Linked DNA regions of Mus musculus: region 2 is linked to region 1. The links are chromatin contacts, found by Hi-C or POLR2A ChIA-PET in ENCODE. All regions are on one chromosome and are shown on one strand. The core of a region is the stretch at or near the end of the contact, and the rest is flanking DNA. Distances in the headings are between cores, read along the strand shown.

Region 1 (3,196 bases), core at 367-2,866:
GTAGCAGAGAAAAGGGAGATGAAGTGGGAGAGATGCAGGGCGATGAACACGGAATTACAGAGAAACAGTCAACAAAACAGGCGAGAGGTGTCCACGGGACCATGTTCGTCATTTTGCATAGAGATTTCTTTCATAATTTTTTTTTGTAACGTAAAAAAATGCCCCCCTCCCCCAGGACGTGCTGTGCTTTAGTGGGCATGTAGCTGTGTCCCCCCTCCCTCCCCCCAGCGAGCGGCGACTCTCACAGCACGGACAGAAGGGTGTATCTACAGGCAGGGGGGCGGGGGGGGGGCGGGAGGACAGGGACTCTATGGTACCCGGAGGGGCGGGGCAGAGAGGGAGGGGCTATGTACAGAGAGAGGTTCGCCTCGACAGCACACACCGTCTTTCTATAAAGCAGCCTGTTGGGTTTTTGTTTGTTCATTTTTGCAAAGACCATCATCATATTAAATAAGTGTAGACTTTTTTTTTTTTTTGAGGCTCTGTTCAGCTCCTGCCCAAGGGAAGGCTGGGGAGGGGGTGCTTGGGGGGAATGGGGCGGGGAGACCCGGATTTTCATCTGGGGCGGCTCGGTCGTCAGTTCCTTCCAGGCTTTTTGCGCCCGCAGGTTGGGAGTTTGGGATGGGAGGGTGGGGGTGGGCAGCGCATTACTGATGGGAAAAGATCAATGCTCGCAGCCGCAGCCTGAGGACACGGTTCCCGCGGTGGCCCCGACGTGGCTGCGTGCTTGGGACCAAACACAAGGTGTCGTGGGATGAGCCGAGGAAGCACAGGAGGGAAAAGTGAGAGGCCAGCAGGTGGAAGAGGCGCTGACGTAAGGGCAAGGCGGGGCCGAGAGGAGAGTCACTGCAGAAGGAGATCGCAGGCCCAAGGGAACTAGGCAGTTCAGGTGGATGAGCTCAGTTGGCGTCTGCTCGCCTTGGGTACCAGCCTTGGAAAACGCTGTCGCCCCAAACGCTGTCCCTCGAGTCCGACCCTTGCGTCCCAGTGCCACCGTCTGGGGCGGGGCGCAGACAGAAGGCGGGGTCAGCTTGGCAGGCACAGGGGGGATGGGGCAGGATTTCCCCCCTAGGGTCTCCCCGGCGGCTCCTCCTTCAGCACAAAGTCCTTTCCTTAGCTTCCCTTGCTCAGCTTCTCCAGCGAAGCCTCCCGACTCCCGGGCGTCCGAAGTGGGCTGCCCCTGGGTGGGCCACGCTGATTGTGTGTCACAGAAACGGCGCGCGGGCCAGAGGCGGGCGGGCTTCCGGACGGCGCCGCGGTCCAGGCAGGCGGGGAGGGGCGACGGGCGGGGCTGGGGCCTGAGGGTCCCACCCGCGGCTCCACCTGTCCTGTCTGGCCATCGACAGGGTGATGAGAAGGGCTGCGGGGCTTGGGGGAGGATGTCTCGAGGTGGGGGTGGGACAGGGACGGTGGCCGAGAGGCAGCGCGTCGCTTCGGTCCTCCCTCCCTCTGGGGTGGGCGGTCAGACGGGGACGATGTGGAGGCCGAAGCTGTCTGCCTGAAGCTTGATGTGGTCCCCGCGGTAACTAGTGGCGGTCATAGGCAGCGGCAGCAGCGGCAGGGGCGGAGCCCCGGGGGGCGGCACTATAATAATAAGGGGAACCTGGAAGTTAACACAGGAGAAGAATGGGCTGGGTGAGAGGACAAACAGGAGAACAAAAAAGGAAAGAAAAGCAAAGAAAAGCCCTCCCCGGGTCCAGCGGGATCAGGCCTGGAGGACTGTGGCTCGGCCCCGAGGCCAGATGCCCAGGAGTAGTGCTGCATCCACAGGGCGGGAGAGGGACAGGACAGGTGACACCCGGCTGCGGATCCCCCAAGGGGTCCGACGGCCACTGTTGGCTAAGAGCCCTCCAGTGATCAAGAGGTAGGGGAGGGAAGAGGCTGGAGGCGCAGGCGTCCTGGTGGTATCCCCAGGACCCGGCGCTGCTCTAATGGGCCTGTCTCCCTGGCCCATCCGGGTACCCAGAATTGGGGTGGTCCTGAGTGGGATCCGTATCCCGAAGCAGCCTGCGCGCCCGAGCTGGCGAGCGGGTAGGCGACCTTGGGAGCCGCCGGCCTGCCAGGTGGCGTACTCACTTAGTAAGGCGGGGTTGCTGAATCTCCAAGCCTCATTGTAGGCGGTGTACTGGGGATGGCTGTATGGGTTGCCTGAGAACTCGCTCCCTGTGGGAGGGCGGGGAACTGGAATTAGAGGCGTTCAACGTGTCCAGTTGGCCTCTTCTGTCCTGTCCTCACTAGTCCCAGTCTTGGGTGTTTCAAGCAGGGATAGGGCCCCTGGGAGCAGGCCAGAGGCCAGGTAATCCACACACTCCGAGCTCTGCATGGGGACAGCCACCATAGACAAGTAGCAGCCAGATCCCTGCACACCTAGGCATGGAGGGAATCTGTGGGCGGGTTTGTGCCTGGGCTCTCCTGCAAGAGATCGCTGCCCAGGAAGGGTTTGGTCTTGGTCTGGCTGCTCCCACTTAAGTAAATTGGGAGCTGAGAGCTTTTACAGTGGACACTGGCTTTAGGGATTCTACAGCATGAGAGAGGGGGAAGGTGGAGCAGGAAGGCCCCTGGGACACTTTGTCCCAGAAAGCCCTAAGAATGGCATCTCAGAGCTGTGCCAAAGCTAGGCAGGTGGTAGTGGTGGTGCCCTCCTGGGAAATAACCCCTCCCACTTTTCCCTCCTGAGGTTCAGTACAAGGGCCACGTAACTGGGGAAGTGAACTGCGGGAATCCACTGGACTGCTCGCAGGCTCAGGAGCAGTGAGCAGTGGAGGGCACAGTGGGTTGGGAGCCTTCGGGAGCTACCTCCCTCCCTCCAGGAGGAGAAAGGCCAGGCCTATGGGTTTCCCCCCTGGCCCTTTCTCCTGTGTGATGACCCCAGACTGTTTACAGTGATCCCTAACCGCGGGTTAAGTAGAGGAGAAGGGGCCCCACTCCAAGAAGGAGCTGGGTGGGGGTGGGGGATGCAGCCACTGGAAAGCCTGTTTATTGACGAGGAGGGAAAGCATGCGTGCAGCAGGATAATGAGCTTCTGAGCTCAACTGTGACCAAGAGGAACTGAGCTATCTCCTTCCCCATCGCTAATGAAACAAGTGTAATTTCCTCATCAGCACTAGATTCTGTTTAACGACTCCCCCCTTGCCACCATGAGCTCTCTGCGGCTCCCCTCATCCCTACCTCCCTGTAGACTCCCCACCCCCCACCT
Region 2 (3,196 bases), core at 496-2,995, 310 kb before region 1:
GGGCCCAATTCCTAACAGCTGTGTGCCCATGGGGGCCTGAACCTTCCTGAGGCAGCTCAAGGTCTAAGGATCCAAGGACAACTAAAGGCAGCCAGCGGGAAGTGGGCACCGAGGAAGAGGGTACTCCAGAGCTAGGGCAGAGAGAAACGGAAGCCAGGTCAGAGGGAGCTAGGGTGGTGCAGAGAGCAAGGCCGCTGGGCCAAAGAGTTCGTCCTCCTCTCCGGGAGTTGTCCTCCAGCCAACCCTCTGGTCAGGCGGGTGCAATATTTACCACCCCCCAAATAAGAGAGCCGACCCCTGGGAGGGATACCGAGGATGAAAACGAAAATTGGCCCAGCCTTGCGCTGCCACTGACTCTGAAGAATCTCGGAGGTCCAGGAAGAAAGCTCTGCTCCTTCACCCGGGCTTGGGGCCTTTGCGGATCTGCAGCGGCCCGACCCGCACGCCACAACTCAGAGCACGTGTGTGTGTGTGTGTGTGTGTGTGTGTGTGTGTGTGTGTGTGTGTGTGTGTGTGTGTAGTAGGGGACGAGAGGTAGGAGAACCTTTTCTTATGTCTAATTATTCTGTCTAATTCTGGGGCTCTTGGCCTCCGTCAGGAAACAGCAGCCAGGACAGAAAAAAAAAATTTTTTTTCTCACACGGGCATGCAAAGCCTAGACTGTTGACAGAAGATGGTCCTGAATCTACAGTCCTCTACCTGACTGGGCCCTGGGATCCCGAGAGGGGACCAAGCTTTGCTTCCACGAATGGGGTCCTAGAGGAGAGACAGAAGAACCCAGGCTGCAAGAACTCTTGGAGCGATTCTGAGCACATAGAATCCTGAAGGCAGCTGAACTTAGGAAACGCACGGAGAGGCGCTAGGCGACCTGGCGCTCAGAAAGAGCTTCAAGGAGCCATCAAGCAGGGTAGTGGGTAGCACAGAGACCGAGCCACGGCCAGGCGGGACGCGCGCGGGCCGGACTCACCTGTGAACCTGTCCTTTGTGTATCTGCGGTTACTCTCCATCCAGGGAAAGGTGAGGCCGGTGAGGTTGTTGACACCCGGCACCGCAGGCACAGAGGGTACTGTAGGCAAGCCGGTGGCCAGGGGCTGGGGATGGGCCACAGCTCCAGCTAGCGGCCTGTGCGCGGGCACCCGGATCACCCCTGCAGCGCTCAGCGCCCCGGCGCCACCGGCACCCCCGCCACCGCCGCCGCCGCCCGGACCGGGGCCGCCCGCCAAGGCCATGTTCACGTTGTAGGAGCCGGGCAGTGGGCCCATGCTGCAGGCACCGCCGCCGCCGCCCGCCGGACCACCAGGACCACCTGGGCCACCCGCGCCGTAAGCGCCAGTGCCCCCGGCCCCCGCCCCAGCAGCGGAGCCCCCGCCGCCGTAAGTGTAGGCGCCTCCAACCAAACAGCCAAGGCCGTAGTCTCCATCCTGGAGGCGCGAAGCGGGCCCCATGCAGCCGCCCTGGTCGGGGCTGTTGAGGATCTGGTCGATACCGAAGCTGATGGGCTCCGCGTGGCCCGGGTGGAGATGGTGCGGACCCAGGTGCTCCATGCTGGCCCCGGCCCCACGCGGGGGCCCGGGCGCGGGCGATCGCTGCGCTGGACTACCCGGGCAGCGAGTCGGAGCGCGGAGGCAATCGCCACCCCAGGCTGCGCTGAGACTTGAAGGCGAAGTGCGCAGAAGGGCCAAAGTAGGGGGGAGGGGAAGGAGAGAGGGGGAGCTGTATTCTTCCCCTCTCCGGCTTCTCCTTCCCTTCTCCGGCTGCTCGCTCGCTGTTGACTCTGGGACATCAATCACCGGGCGAAAAAGCCCTGAGCGAGCGAGCCTAGCTGTTTCGGCCGGGTCTCTCCATTGGCTGTGCGTGGAGAGGAGCGGGGTGAATGACAGCGCGGGGGAGGGGTTGGGAGGGGGGAGAAGGAGGCCAGGAGCCCAGACAGATGCCGGAGCCAGAGACAGAGGGACGGAGATCAGAGCTCTGAGTAGTTCCAGTGAAGAGAAAGGAGGAGGGCTACAGAGAGAGGTTTAAATGAGAAAGAAAAAGATCAGGAAGCAGCCATTCCCAAAGACGAACAGACAGACGGACCAAAGGAGAGGGAAATCAGAACCTTTCCCAGACCTGGTAGGACCCACCCCCTCACTTTGAACAGGGCCGAAGGAGTCCAGCCCACTAGGCCCCTGGGGACAGGTGTCCTGCCCAACTGGAGAATCTCCCCAAGGGCTGAGCTGGGAAACACCTGTCACTCAACCAGGAGATTTACTGCAACTTCAAGTCCAGCTTGTTAGAAAGTAGAAGACTGTCTACTCCCCAGGTATGGAGCCCGGGCCCCGAGGCAGGACGGTGAGTTCAGGCTTGTCCTTTAAAACAGGTCCTATGAAGAGCTGGCTATATATTGTTATAAAAATTAGCAGCCACTCCAACTCAGTCTCTTTAGAGAATTTAAGGAAACGAAAGTCAATCCTGAAAAGCAGTCACAAGCCAAAGGATTACTTTGGGGCTTGTGCGAGGGTGCCCGTTCCTCAAGGTACCTCTTTCATTTTGAGTAAACAGAAGCTCGCAGAAGCAATTCCTACGACCCGACCCAAGTGAATGGCTCTGGGTTTGTGAGAGAAAGGACTTAGTTCCTTGCTTTTAGAATCTTTGGAGGGAAGCCTTGGGTCTTAAGGCTGTGGGGGCGGGGGCTGCTGGGACGAGAATCAGGGAAGTGCGTCCAGGACAAATTTAGGCCTTTTCAAAGTTATGCCTGTGGCTGCCTGGCTGAGAGCCCAAGAGAAAAGAAGGAAACTCCCTTCTTTTGCTTCCTCTCTTTCCCCTCTCCAGTCGGGAAAGGTCTGCTCCCTCCTAGGAGCCAAGTTCTGAGGGAAAAAAAAAAAGCATAGGTTATGAATTCTGATCTATTTCAGGTCCATTCACTGCTGAACCTTCTGGGAGGTCTCTAACAGGCAAAACGCTGGCCTCACTCCTCAGCAAGTCTCAGTGGAATCTAGTTGTTTTGGCCACTGTCTGACACTGTCACTTGAAGGGCCTTCCTCAAAGACAGGAAATGTCATATATATATATATGCGATGTTATATGTGCATATGTGTGATATATATGTGTGTATATATATATATATATATATATATATATATATATATATATATATTGATATATAATGTGTGTACCCCTCCTAAAACAGCCCCAACAAATCAAACATGTTCATCTT

Evidence for each region. Hi-C counts contacts between places; a loop is a spot of excess contacts on that map. ChIA-PET counts read pairs that join two places held with the same protein, here RNA polymerase II (POLR2A).
Region 2: a loop to region 1 is called in a map of T-helper 1 cell, with 2.0 times the contacts of the local background. The contact joins the promoter of Tlx1 here to the promoter of 1700039E22Rik in region 1. A Hi-C loop is called at or near these places in 1 of 37 maps with a recorded cell type or tissue (T-helper 1 cell). POLR2A ChIA-PET finds 5 or more read pairs at or near these places in 1 of 5 experiments (embryonic stem cell).

The regions. Positions count from the first base shown.
Region 1 is chr19:44,834,358-44,837,553 of GRCm38, reverse strand. It overlaps 1700039E22Rik (RIKEN cDNA 1700039E22 gene), which reads left to right and starts at 1,616. Exons shown (of 3, transcript NR_045315.1): 1 at 1,616-2,063. It overlaps Pax2 (paired box 2), which reads right to left. Exons shown (of 10, transcript NM_001368747.1): 9 at 2,077-2,163; 10 at 1-1,584. The coding sequence ends at 1,463.
Region 2 is chr19:45,149,264-45,152,459 of GRCm38, reverse strand. It overlaps Tlx1 (T cell leukemia, homeobox 1), which reads right to left and starts at 1,745. Exons shown (of 3, transcript NM_021901.3): 1 at 968-1,745. The coding sequence starts at 1,544.